2 separate regions of the Homo sapiens genome follow, and region 2 is linked to region 1. Evidence: read pairs that join two places in POLR2A ChIA-PET (ENCODE). Cell type or tissue: A673. All regions are shown on one strand. Links, peaks and the distances in the headings refer to the core of each region. The heading gives the core; the rest is flanking DNA.

Region 1 (7,183 bases), core at 777-5,776:
ATCCTAGCTTTATCGAGATATAAAGATTGTGTATATTTACAGCGCACAATGGGAAGTTTTGATATATGCACGCACTGTGAAACGGTTACCACAGTCAAAGTAATTAACATCCATCACCTACATAGTTATTGGTTTTTCTTGTGGTGAGAACATTTGTCTCTTAACAATTTCAAGTATACAATAATACATTATTATTGACAGCACCGTCTCATACATAGATCTTCAGAACACACTCATCTTATCTGACTGAGACTATCCTCCCTTTGACCAACCTCTCCCCATGCCCCATGCCTCCAACTCCTGGCAATCACCATTGTACTCTGCACTTCGACCTCTTTGAAACAAGTAATTCTTTCAAAGAACTCCTGCACTGGTCAGCACTGGAAAAAGTGTTGCTAGTTAACTAGCTGATGTGTAGCAGAATGAGTTGCATTATCTATTAGAAAATATGGAGATTGTAACAGGAGGTATTTCTTCTACTTCCTAAGGGCTGAAATGTTCCTAGATATTTACCTTGAATATGTCATTTTAATTTTCTGAACATAGTCCAGTTATATGTCGCTGCATAATGCTGGGGACAGCAAGTAGATGGCTAACACAGGAGAGCCATTACCCATGGAAGAGAGATCTCTGTCTTCTGTACTAAAAGGGCAACGACATTTCCTCTATTAGATGTGGGCTCTCTTCCTTTCCTTGCCTTGATGTTTCTTTTTCTTTATTCATTCCCCCTTTGGTTAATTTTCAGAAAAACCATATCTCCAAATATGTAAACTGAATAAACTGGTGTCCTATGTTTGAGATAAAAGTTATTTTTTGTCTTGTAAGCTTGTTGTACTTTTTCTCCATTGCTGTGTAACTAATGCCCCCTGGATTTAGTGGCTTCAAACAGCACACTTTGATCCATTCACAGTCCCTGTGGCTCAGGAGTCCAGGCGTGGCTTAGCAGCATCCTCTGGCCCAGGTTCTCTACAAGGCTGCAGTCAAGGCTGTGGCCAGTGCTGCGGCCATCTCACAGCTGAACGTCGGGGATCAGGGGACGCATTCACATCCAGGCTCGCTCATGGGACTGCTGACAGTCCTCTGGTCCTCTCTGGCTGGTCCAGGGACATCATTTCATTGTTATGCGGGTCTCCCCGGAGGCCACTCACACCCAAGATGGAAGCCACATTCTTTTGTAAGAGTGACCCCTTACTCTGCCATATTCTGTTCATTAGAAATGAGTCACTAGGTCTAGCCCACACTGGGGGAAGAGCTTCCACTGCAGTGTGGCTCCCAGGAGAAAGGGGATAGTGGGAGCTCACTGAGAAGCAGCCTACCACATTTGTTATTATTTTCAATGTCTAACAAACCATGGATCCCTGTCAATTCTTCAATTTCAAATATTTTCCCTTAATCACCCCTTACTTTCCATTTCACTGCCAACACCTCGATCTCTGTCTTCCTCACCATAAGGCAGATTCGTAACAGCTTCCATAACTCGCCATGAGCCCCGCAGAGCCCTGGTTCCCCGCTGCTCGTTATTATTCCTGAAACGCCCAGTACCACTTCCTGTTCTTACTCATTTATTTATTTGGAACACTTCAGGAATTCGCGTGCCGTCCTGGCACAGGGGCCCTGCTGATCTTCCCTGTACCGTTCCAATGTTAGTCCATGCGCTGCCGAAGCGAGCACGCTTCCTGTTCTTGTTCACGAGCCTGCAACGCCCACCGTTGCCTGCTTCCAACTGTGCCTCACGTTCCTTCCAACGGCGCCTTCCATCCCAGCTGGGCGGGGCTTCGCCGTGTTACCTTCTCAACATGGCGAGCTTGCTGGACGTCACGTCGCCTTCGCCTTTTCCGCTGCGGACTCTGCTCACCGACCTCCTCAGTAGAGCCGGCCCTGCTCACTACCGCGCCCACGTGTCCTGTTGTGCTTCATTCCCACAGGCCGCATAAGGTAACATTTACATATGTTCTGGCTGCTTGACTGATTCTAATTTCCCTGTCGATGCTTTTCTTCAACGAGGCTGAAACCCGTGTAACTTCCTCTATTTCTGTGCATATGCGGCATCTAACAATATTGAGCACATAATTCCTCAAATGCTCGTGGCTTCAGGTGAAGATAGAGCTCTGGGCTTCCTAGCTGCCTAAGCCAAAAAAAAAAAAAAAAAAAAAAAAAAAAGCTAGGAAGGAGAGATAACATAAAAGCTAAAAGAAGGACTATTTTGAGCCTGGGCGCAGTGGCTCACGCCTGTAATCCCAGCACTTTGGGAGGCCAAGGCAGGTGGATCACCTGAGGTCAGGAGTTCAAGACCAGCCTGGCCAACTTGGCGAAACCCCATCTCTACTAAAAAATACAAAAAATTAGCCGGGCGTGGTGGTGGGTGCCTGTAATACCAGCGACTCGGGAGGCTGAGGCACGAGAATCGCTTGAACCCAGGAGGGGGAGGTTGCGGTGAGGCGAGATGGTGCCATTGCACTCCAGTCTGGGCAGCAGAGAGAGACTCCGTCTCAAAAAAAGAGAGGACTGTTTTGAGATATTTCCTAATAATTCTATCTCAAAATGTACAGAGACGGACATACTACGATTGTTTTTAGTAATGCCACATTTTTCTATTATTTCTTCTTTTTAGTCATTCTATTTCTATGATAGACATAGAGAATGATATCTCAACGAGATGATTTTGTCCCCAAAGAGATATTTGGCAGTATCTGAAGACATTTTTGGTTTTCACAGCTCAGGGGAGGGAGGGTTACTCCAGGGACCCAGTGGGTAGAGGCCAGGGACACTACAATGTATAGAATAGCCTCCAACAACAAATAATTACTTGGCCCTAAATGTGAACGATGCGGAGATTGGAAACCCAGCTTTATCTCGGGCACAGGAGTGGTGTAGCAAAGTCAGGGCGAGCCTGGATTCTGAAGTCACAGCGCTTGTGTTCACATCCCAGCTGTGCCATTCACTAGCTGTGTGACCTTGGACAAGTTACTTAGCATCCAGGTTTCCTCTTAAGTGATCGGAGTAATAGAACTCACCATTAAGCGTTGTTGGGAGGATTAGATGAGTTAATAGTTGTAGAGGGCTTCAAGCAGTGTCTGGAACATAATAAGAGCCATCACAAGTGTTTGTGGAGTGAAAACCCCTTTGCAGGAGTTCTGTGTGATGTAAGTGGAAGAAATCATCCCTTCCGGTGATCTCCCCTAGTCACGATGGAGTAGAAAACCTGAGCAGAATCTCATGGGCAGAGAGTAGCCTTAATTGGCTGCATCAATCCCTTGTGGCTGAATGACAAATTCATTGTTATTACCTTTGGTCTCACCACCATCTGCAAGTTGGAAATTGTAGCTAGTTTTAATTCAGCGTTAATGTGTCAACTGAACATTCTGGCATTTCTCTGAGGGGATCTAATTTGACGATGTAAAAAAGGAGGTGAACCAGCTCTTTTAAATAAGAGCAGGCTTGCAGGTGACTAACATGCTCTTTAGATTTCAGACCAGGAGAGCCACCCATTGTTAGTTACAGCAACCAGGTCCAGCACAATGGAGAGACCACTCAGAGGTGCCCACACCATCAGGACAGGAGCTATGCAGAACAAAGACACTCCCTTCTGAAAGGGACCATGTTCTGTGGCTTGCTCCAGATTTTTAATTTACAAAGCAAGTGTGTGTGTGTGTGTGTGTGTGTGTGTGTGTGTGTGTGTTCAAATCACTCATCAGGTTAACTTGACATCTGAATTGCAATCCTGCAGTGTGCTTTTGCAAGTAGATGAATTTCCCCTGCATCAGAACAGAATTTTCTTAGGTGTAGGTTTTATGTTATGATTCTTTTTGGGAGTTGCAATCATAGGAAAATTAGGAGGACTAAATCAAAAAGTGTTTTAAAAAGCAGATAACTTTCATCACTTGATAATACATACATCTGGTTACATCTTAGTCTTTCCTAATTCAACTTAAGAATGAAGCTTGTAAAAGTAATTGGCACCTGGCTGCCTCTGCTTTTCATTTAAGTCTCCATGCTGGAAGTCAGGATGGGTACGTAACTGACAAATAATTAATTTGCTTCTTAATTATTTACATCAGTTTCCCACTGTCCTGTAGAAACACAGAGAGACTCTGGGAGCAGCTAAAATATGTATTTTCAGGGTCTCCTTACGATTATGCTAACAAGTCTTATGGTGTCCAGAGCAAACATTAGCCAGGTGCGGCGGCTCACACCGGTAATCCCAGCACTTTGGGAGGCTGAGGCGGGAGGATCACTTGAGCCCAGGAGTTCAAGACCCTGTCTTACAAAAATTAAAAAAAAACTAAAACCATTAATTGGGATTTCAGATAACAAAACATAATTTAAGGAAAAACAATAGCACAATACTAAAAACCTGTAATATTGTTCTCTAAGAAGTGACATTGGTTGGTTATAAGCAAGTTTGGGTTTGAAGCATGTGAGCTCGTGGTATTAGTTAAAATTTCATGTCCCCTTCAATGCCCTTCCATGCAAGACTCCTTTGAGACCTTCACTGCAGGTGCTATGAAAAGAAAATATTCTGTTTGCAGCAGAATAGCAAAATGAATGCTGTGCACATAATTTTAGTGCTTATTTCAGATTTAAGTTATAGTTATTGTGTATTTTATTCATGTTGCTTTATGTGAACAAAAATAAAATTATTCAACACTAGTTCCAATATAATTATATAATTTTTTACTTCCAGTAAAAGTAATGGCCCATGTTTGAGAATGAAATCTTAGCGAGGTGAAACTATAAGTCTCTCTGATAGTCTAATTTTCTAGTTAATAATTTTTCTCCATAAAAAGCTAAAACTTAAAAAAAATTCCAACTCTTTTTTCACGGAAAACATATAAATTTTTAACATTTGAAACAGAAGAAATACAGGCATACGATTGAAATTTCAAGTGTAATAGGAGTGTTGCCAGGAAAAGGTGTTCCAATCCAGACCCCAAGTAAGAGTTCTTGGATCTTGTGCAGGAAAGAATTCAAGGTGAGTTGCAGAGTGCAGTGAGGAGAGAGAGTTTACTGAAACCTACCCAGATACAAAGTAGGGCATCCTCAGAAAGCAAGAGGAGGAACCCCTCATCTTTGTCTTAAGTTTTTCTTATATAGGGGTCTTATCTATGTAAAAGCTAAGCTACATTATGTCTACACGCCAGTGGGCTGACGGTGTGACAAAATTTATTCCTCGTTGGTTTAAAGAAAGCTGTCCTTGGCACTTTAGTGCACAAACACACCACAGCATGACTATAATTATCTTTAAAAGCATATATTGCTATGTGATATTGGGACATTGGGACATTTTGCTGTCATAAGAGTTTGTCCTTGCAGGCATTAGGCGTTTTTCTCAGCTATTAACATTCTATGACCATGGGTGGTGACATGGTTTGGCTGTGTCCCACCCATGTATCCCCCACCCAAATCTCATCTTGAACTGTAGTTCCCATAATCACCACGTGTCATGGGAGAGACCCAGTGGGAGGTAATCGAATCGTGGGGGCGGTAACCTCCATGCTATCCTTGTGATAATGCGTGAGTTCTCACGAGATCTGATGGCTTTATAAGGGGTTTTCCCCCACTTCACACTTCTCCTTGCTGTACTTCTCCTTGCTGCCACCATGTGCAGAAGGACGTGTTTGCTTCCCCTTCTGCCATGATTCTACATTTTCTGAGCCCTCCCCATCCCTGCGGAACTGGGAGTCAATTAAACCTCTTTCTTTTATGAATTATCCAGTCTAGAATATGTCTTTATTAACAGCATGAGAAGAGGCTAATACAGGTGGTAACTGGCAAGGAATGTGCCTCATTAGGTTTAAGATGGAGTTGATTTTAAAGTGGTGTCACCCTGACTCTCCTAGGCTCCTGTTTCCCTAACAGGAGGGTATGCATTCATACGTATTGTTAGATATCCGTTGTGTCACTTGAGCAATCTTGAAGGTCTTTCCCTATCAACATAGACAGCTACTGTATTTCCCAGTGAACACCTACCTTTTTCATTGTATGGATATTCCATGATTTTAAACCAATCCTTTACAAACAAAACTTTAGATTTTTTCTGGTTTTTACAATGACTAAAAATGACACAGTGACTTTGCTTGTCCATATTCCTTTCCTAGTTGCGAGTGTATATGTAAGATAAATGTGCTGAAGTAAAGTGGTATTTGAATTGAAAATGATAGTTTTATTCAACATTATATTCAAGTTTCTAGTTTTACACCTTTGCCCACACATCAATCTTTTCAGTTTTCGATGATGTGATCTGCAAAGAGGTTTTAACGGCAAAAACCACAATTACTTTTGCACCAACTGAATACATTGTTTTCATTTTTCTAAATTTACACAGAATCCTTCCACATATTAATTAGCCATTTTCATGCCTTTTAATTTTCTGTTGAATTTTACCTCTCTAAATTAACACTTTCCTGTCACGTGTTTCAAATTTGAGAGCAATGTTATGTTTTGCTTTATTTTGTATCTTGTCTGTCCTCCATATCTTTTCCTTTCAATGTCTTTAATCTTTTTCTTCTTCCTCTTTGCTAGCATTTCAGATCTTCCCTTGCTGACACTGACTTGCTGGCAGCTGATCATTCTGTTCCTGGGTGTTTCTAATGGTGTTTTGTCCTTCCTTTGCTTTATTTTCTCTCCAATTTCTCTTTTGACCTATTTTATCTTTAATTTTTGTTTGATTCCATGTTCTGTTTAATTTCTTCTAGAGCACAAAACATGTGTTGAATATATAATTCTTTGCTCCTTTGTATGTTCCTTCCTGAATGTTTTTAAGCGCTAATTTGTATATGTTATTCCCTCCTGCAATGTGTTCACATATATACTAGAAACAATGACTGTCTTGTCCTGCTAGTGCTTTAAACCCAGCAGCACAGCAAAATTGCCTTGGAAGAATATTTATTTATTTATTGAGACGAGATCTTGCTATGTTGCTCAGGCTGTTCTCAAACTCCTGGCCTCCAGCCATCCTCCCATTTCAGCCTCCCAAAGTGCTGGGATTACAAGAGCCACCATGCCCGGCCACCTGGGAAGAGTTTTAAAAATGCCAGTATCCAGGGCCCATTCCAAACCTCAACCTGATCGGGCATCGCCTGTAGCTGAGTTCCTTCTAGGGACTGAAGCACAGAGAGATTTGAGAAGTTTGCCTTGGCACCATGGCTATGCTACTACCTTGCCAGCCCCATAGTGCCATGAC
Region 2 (7,183 bases), core at 1,029-6,028, 74 kb after region 1:
TCCTACTGACCGTCTTATGTTTCATTTCTAGCTTTGACGTCTGGGCACTGATTTCCCTAGGTTTAACTATTCGTTCCATGTGACGGCCGTGCTGTGGAAATCTATCTGTGTAACTGGAGCGCTCTGCAGGCCTGTCTGTGTGACCATCAGGAGGCCTGTCTGTGTGACCGTCATGCAGGCCTGTCTGTGCGACCGTCAGGAGGCCTGTCTGTGTGATCGTCAGGAGGCCTGTCTGTGTGATCGTCAGGAGGCCTGTCTGTGTGACCGTCATGCAGGCCTGTCTGTGTGACCATCAGGAGGCCTGTCTGTGTGACCGTCATGCAGGCCTGTCTGTGTGACCGTCAGGAGGCCTGTCTGTGTGACCGTCAGGAGGCCTGTCTGTTCGACCATCAGGAGGCCTGTCTGTGTGACCGTCAGGAGGCCTGTCTGTGTGACCGTCAGGAGGCCTGTCTGTTCGACCATCAGGAGGCCTGTCTGTGTGACCGTCATGCAGGCCTGTCTGTGCGACCGTCAGGAGGCCTGTCTGTGTGATCGTCAGGAGGCCTGTCTGTGTGATCGTCAGGAGGCCTGTCTGTGTGACCGTCAGGAGGCCTGTCTGTGTGACCGTCATGCAGGCCTGTCTGTGTGACCGTCATGCAGGCCTGTCTGTGTGACTGTCAGGAGGCCTGTCTGTTCGACCATCAGGAGGCCTGTCTGTGTGACCGTCATGCAGGCCTGTCTGTGTGACCATCAGGAGGCCTGTCTGTGTGACCGTCAGGAGGCCTGTCTGTGTGACCGTCATGCAGGCCTGTCTGTGTGACCGTCAGGAGGCCTGTCTGTGTGACCGTCATGCAGGCCTGTCTATGTGACCATCAGGAGGCCTGTCTGTGTGACCGTCAGGAGGCCTGTCTGTGTGATCGTCAGGAGGCCTGTCTGTGTGACCGTCATGCAGGCCTGTCTGTGTGATCGTCAGGGAGAATTGGCCTGCCGCGCAAGGGCTGGTGTGAGTTTACCTTTGAGAAAGAGCAGGAAATGTTGAGTCATTTCACACAACCTACAGAGATAGCACACTAGGCTGCGGCTGGGTATTTAGTCCCTGCAGGACAGTGAGCCTGGGATAGGCCTGGCCAGATCTAGGGGTCCTGGTACCACATTTGACCCACACAAACCCCATCTAGAGTGATCCCTGACATCATATAATTGGAGGGACATATTTTCCCCAACAAATGCCTGGCATCTCGCTAGAGACGCATGTGTTTGGATTATTTCCCACGCTTTTTCTTGCGGAGTGGCTGTGTGATTTGGATCTTGCAAATTGAGGGTCCGGGGTGTGCTGTCACCTCCGTAACTTAGCTCATGGAGAGATTCCTCGCCTGTCAACTTAGGATACCGAAGTCGAAAACTTCAGAGTTTCCTTCCAGCTCTGAAATGGGAAGATTTTATTTTTTTAAAAGAAAGTGTTCACCTCACTAAAAGGTTTTTCTAGGAAAAATAATGCTGAACTGGCTCTCTGGGAGGGTAGGGCAGAGGAGAGGAAATAAACCCCTCATTTGCAGTGTTTGCCGATTACCATGGTATAAATGCCCCCTCTGGTCAATTTCAGGCTGCCAACATGAAGACACTGGATGCGGAATCAGGAGGAGATGTATACAGCTCAGTCTCCAAAGCCAGGACAAGCCAGCTCCAACACACTACTGGCTGAATCTCACCAATCGTTATAGTTTTGTTTTTTGTTTTTTTAAATGTATTTAAGCATTTTTAGGTGTTTTAAATTTTATGTGTGTATTCTAGGAATATGTACTCAGATTCTTTCATTAGGCATGTGTTATTAACAACATTCATCTTCTTAAAGGCTGAACCAACTTTGCGCGTTTTATCAACAGATATTCACTGAGCACCTAATATTGCCAGGCTGTGCTCAAGGCAGTGGGATTCATCAGTGAACAATACAGACAAAAATCACTGACCTAAATGGAGCTTGAAGTTTATATCTAAATCATTCAAAGATTCTGTGGTGGAAAAGAAGTTAGAAATCTTTCAGCTGCAAAACATAAGCCAAAATACAACTCACCTTTGGAATCAGAGAACTTACAGGTTCATAAAATTGCGAAGCCCAGATGTGCACCTGAGGTGAGACTTCGTCCAGCTTCTGTCTGTGTCACTAATCTTTCCTGCTTTCAGCGGCATCCCTCGCAGGCCCGTGTTGTTCCCAACTGGTGTTCCCACCTGGCGGCAAACTGGTGACTGTAGTTACAGATCTTCAACATCACACTCAGGAGAAGAAGGAGATTGCTTTTCAGGAGCTCCTGCAAGCCGGAGAATAAAAGCTCTTATTTATTCAGAAGCCCTAAAACATACCACCTTGGCTATAGACTATTTGGACATTTCTAAGCAAATCTGTCTGCAAAGGTGCTGAGCTGTGTTGATCAACTGAAGCCCGTGACGTCTCATCCTTGCAGTTGGAGGTAGGTCTTCTGTCCACCCAAATCAGATGGATGAAATAGGGAAGGCTGTTCTCCTCAAGGAGAAGCTAGTTTGAAAAAAGCAATAAGCAGGCTAGGCACAGTGGCTCACGCCTATAATCCCAGCACTTTGTGGGGCCGAGGCAGGCAGATCACGAGGTCAGGAGGTCGAGACCGTCCTGGCTAACACAGTGAAACCCCGTCTCTACTAAAAAAATACAAAAAAATTAGCCAGGCTTGGTGGCAGGTGCCTATAGTCCCAGCCTCTCAGGAGGCTGAGGCAGGAGAATGGCGTGAACCCAGGAAGCAGAGCTTGCAGTGAGCCGAGATCAGGCCACTGCACTCCAGCCTGAGTGACAGAGTGAGACTGTGTCTCAAAAAAAAAAAAAAAAAAAAGAGAGAAAAAAGCAATAAACAGATGCTAGATGGTAAAAACAGCAAATGTCCATCACTGCCACCTTCAGCACACCTGAAATGGGAGTTATCACACCCCCCAAAATGAACAGAGATTTACTCTTTCTCCCTTTCTGGTCAATGACAACAAAGGCATGGCCTCTGGGTCTCAGAGGAGCTTATAATCTAATAGGCAATCTTGGACTGGCCAAAATAGTCAATACTTTAAAAAATACTAACTGGAGGTTAGCACATTTGGAATCCATTATAATTAACATGCTTTTCTTAATTAGTCCGAGGGAAAAATAGAGAACACATTGAGTAAGGATCAGAGGTTCTTCTTTTCACATTTAATTTTTTTTAACAATTCTTGGAAATTTCTTGGTGGCATTCAGGTTTTTTTTTCTGTGAATCAACAAGCTAAACTGAGAGTCAACTGTTGTGAAGGCAAGTCAGAATAAACCTGACAGTAAACACACTATATGGATGCTTGTGGTGGTTTCTGGAGAAATATGTAAAGGCTGAAATGTTTGATGTTTGAGAAAAAATCATTGTCTTTAAGGAAGGGCATGAAATATGAGAAATATATCAGTATGATCTGTTTTAAGTTAATAATGACTATGTAACTGGTTTCTAAGTTTTAAGGTTTTTTCTCCAAAAATATCTACACATAACTGATTTTACATCATATTTTTCACTTCTAAGTGAATATCTACAAAATACATGTAGGCTAAGTTTCATCATTAAAATGTATTAATTTCTCTGCTTCAGCTGATCATGAAAACATGAGATTGACAAAGATAGTCCTTGGCTTTGAGATGTAATTATCCTTAAGTTACCAAGTACAAATCTCGTTTGAATATGATTACCTGCTTCTTAATGTGATTAAGTTTCAGTCTGGTTCGTGACGTCACTAGTCTCATCTAGCATCTAGATGTACTTTTATATTTTTAATCTAAATCCCACCAGAGTCTAGCTGTAACTTAATACTGTTTCTCCTTGTTATATCCTCGAGGGAAATTTAGGATAGGAATTAACTGAGAGATTTCAGTTATGATTCCTGATGACATGCAGTCTTTTCTGTAAGGAAATTTCTACCCACTGTCCTTGCTGGGGTAGACGTAGGTTGCTTGGTTTGCGTCCCTTTGAGTCTTAGCCGCTGTGAACAGAGGCGTTGCATCTGCTGCTGCATCGCAAACTACCCTAAAACTTAGTGGCTTAAAACAACCATTGTATTAAATTTCATCATTCTGTGGGTCAGAGATTTGGGTAGTGCTCCTGTGGGTGATGCTGTTGCACGTGGCATTGACTCAGGATGGTGGATGGTATTCAGCTGATAGCTGATCTGGTCTGAAGGGTCCAAGATAGCTTCACTCCTGTAGCTGGCACCTTGGCGGGGGCATAGGAAGGCAAGACTCAGCTGGACTCCTCTCCTATCTGTGTTGTCCAAGAGCCTTTTCACAAGGTCTTTCTAGCAAAGTGGCAGCTCATGGTTCCAAGGGCAAGAGTGTGGTTCTACCAGAGACCCAGATAGAAGTTGCGAGGCTCCTTCTGACCTAACCTTGGAAGTTCTTCTTCTGAGTTACTTCTCTTGTATTCTATGCATCAAGCAAATCTCAAAGGCAAAGCCAGTGTTAAGGAGAGGGAAATCAGACTTCATCTTTCGATGGGAGAAGAAAAGAGTTTGCAACTGTCTCTATTCTGCCACTGGCAGAGAATCCATAGGTTTGCTAAGGATACAGAGCCACATTGAAAAGGTAAACTGTGAAAATCCCATTCATCTGTCAATAATCTGGGAGGGAGAAAATGATAAGAGGGGCCAGTGAGCCATGATAAAGTGGGGCACAGGTGACCATGTGAGGCCAGTACAAGTGGCTGTGGGGAAGAATCCACTCTGAGGAAAGGGAGAGAGCAGTCATAGGTGGGGAGCAGATAATCTTGCACGAGGGAGAGGGAGACAGAGGGGGTAGCTGCCTAATTCTCAAGGGCCTTTTGATCCTTTTTTATCTTTAAGATAAACCTTGCTATGCTGGAGATTACTTAGGTGGGCCAGGATTTCTTGAAACCAAAACTTTACTGAATCACCTCTTCACCATCTGTATGCCGTGCATTTGCTGAGTAAGTTTTGACTTTTAAAACAAAATACTAAATATTACTGCATCTTTTGCAATAATAAAATTTACTTTTACTTCTCAAAGTATTCCCAAGATGGAATAATAGTTCATGAACTCTACAACCATAACATGCTGAAAAATCACAGATTTAGTTCATTCTATGCCAAAATATATGGGTAAACATGGAAAAACTCAGCTGATGTGTAAGGATTTTTCTACTCAGTATCGAACATCTAGCTATTTGAGCACATGTTGGCTGATTGTCACCCGCTTCGTCCTTCCATGCTAAGAGTGGGTGGCAGGAGAACAAGCTGGACGGTCTAAGCCCACACTCACAGGAAATTGACCCATGACCTCGTGAGTCCAGTTGCACCTTGTTTCAATTGTATGATGGTTATAAAAAATGTTAGAAACTGGGGCAGGCACGGTGGCTCACGCCTGTAATCTCAACACTTTGGGAGGCCTAGGTGGGCAGATCACGAGATCAGGAGTTCAAGACCATCCTGGCCAACATGGTGAAACCCTGTCTCTACTAAAAATACAAAAATTAGCCGGACGTAGTGGTGGACACCTGTAGTCCCAGCTACTCAGGAGGCTGAGGCAGGAGAATCGCTTGAACCCGGGAGGCGGAGCTTGCAGTGAGCCGAGATTGCGCCACTGCACTCCAGCCTGGGCGACAGAACGAGACTGTGTCTTAAAAAAAAAAACAAAAACAAAAAAAAAACTTAAAAACTGATTCTTGAAGACATAAACTATAAAACATTAGCATTCCCTACATTTCATAATCAAACGTTCCACTTTCCTTTCTTTAAAAGCATAATGCCATTTAGATTTTTTAAAAAGCTAAAACTTTAGGGAACTATATGATCAATGGGAAAAATTTAAGTATTTTCTAAAAAGCACTGGATCTATTTCTAAAACAGATTTTAGTCTCCAACTAAAAATTCATGTACACATCAATATCATATCATTCAACAAATATGCTGTCACCCTGTAAAATTCTATAGAATAATTTGATTTTAAAGTCACCTGAGTGGTTAGACCTGAGTCTTTGAAATTGGATTTTTTTTTCCTTGTGAGAAGCACAGAAGTTTGTATCCCACATATAGCCAGGCTAGTGAAGAGGGAAAACAGTTATGGATCTTGTTAAAGCTGATATAAACATAAGCTGATCGTTCTGGCCAGAATCAAAGTTGGCTTACATAGTAGCAATAAAATAAACATAGCACGGCCCTAAACCTAACCTCTTCTATTGAGTGAGAAGTGATGATTTTCCCATGTTTTAAAATGAGAGAAACTTATAGGAGGGTCAATCACCATTGCTGAAAGTGTTTGTTCCTTTTTTGGAGTCTGATGTAGGCACAGAACAAGTGGCCAACTCTGGGTATTTTTAAGTAGTTGTTTGGGGAATTGCCTAAGGAAATTTTCAACACTGAATACCCCATTTTTGTTACAAGGAGAAATGAAGACATAGACCTGTATTTATATATTGTTGCTTCCTTTCACATCAGAAGGAACCATTGATTTTTCTCCAGCTCAATGCTGATGTCCAATTTCAAGCATTAAATTTGCTTATAATTTTGAAATTTTTCAATCTAAAAAAAGCATATAAAAAGTTAAGGAATACATTGTTCTGTGAGGGCGTGGTGGCTCACACCTGTAATCCCAGCACTTTGGGAGGCCAAGGCAGGAGGATCACTTGAGGTCAGGAGTTCAAGACCAGCCTAGCCAACATGGCGAAACTGTGTCTCTACTAAAATACACAAAATAGCCAGGCGTAGTGGTGGGCACCTGTAATCCCAGCTAGCTACGCGGGAGGCTGAGGCAGGAGAATCACTTGAACCCAGGAGGCGGAGGTTGCAGTGAGCCAAGATCACATCACTGCCCTCCAGCCTGGATGACAAAGCCAGACTCCATCTCAAAAAAAAAAAAAAAAAAAAAAGAATAATTGGCAGAGATTTTTATAGGATGAATAAAATGCATTCTAAATCAATACCTAAATCATAGATTGGAAGGTCAGAACAAATCACAAATGGCTTGGATATCATCTTCTACTTTGTTTTATTTGTTTGAGACAGGGTCTCGCTCTGTTGCCCAGGCTAGAGTGCAGTGGCGTGATCCCGGCTCACTGCAATCTCTGCCTTCTGGACTCCAGTGATCCTCCCACCTCAGCTTCTCCGGTAGCTGGGACTACAGGCAAGCATCACCATGTCTGGCTAATTTTTCTTTTTCTTT

What was found. Peaks named below come from ENCODE experiments on the same cell type or tissue, not always from the same donor. Only the 100,000 strongest peaks of a DNase experiment are listed, where the experiment ranks them.
Region 2: POLR2A ChIA-PET joins it to region 1 with 7 read pairs; 3 of 35 experiments call an interaction of 5 or more read pairs at or near these places.

Annotation. Positions count from the first base shown.
Region 1 is chr4:186,495,597-186,502,779 of GRCh38, reverse strand. It overlaps F11-AS1 (F11 antisense RNA 1), which reads left to right and starts at 1,722. Exons shown (of 4, transcript NR_033900.1): 1 at 1,722-1,935. It also overlaps the pseudogene RNU6-1055P. In A673, for the core only: a CTCF peak has its summit at 1,853; a DNase peak (open chromatin) is centred at 1,729; H3K4me3 peaks cover 1,071 bases; H3K27ac peaks cover 1,428 bases.
Region 2 is chr4:186,421,498-186,428,680 of GRCh38, reverse strand. The region is part of intron 1 of F11-AS1 (F11 antisense RNA 1); the gene reads left to right. Among named protein-coding and RNA genes, the nearest start is that of F11-AS1, 76 kb to the left of the region's middle. RefSeq lists an enhancer at 308-847. In A673, for the core only: no CTCF peak of the experiment used is centred there; no DNase peak of the experiment used is centred there.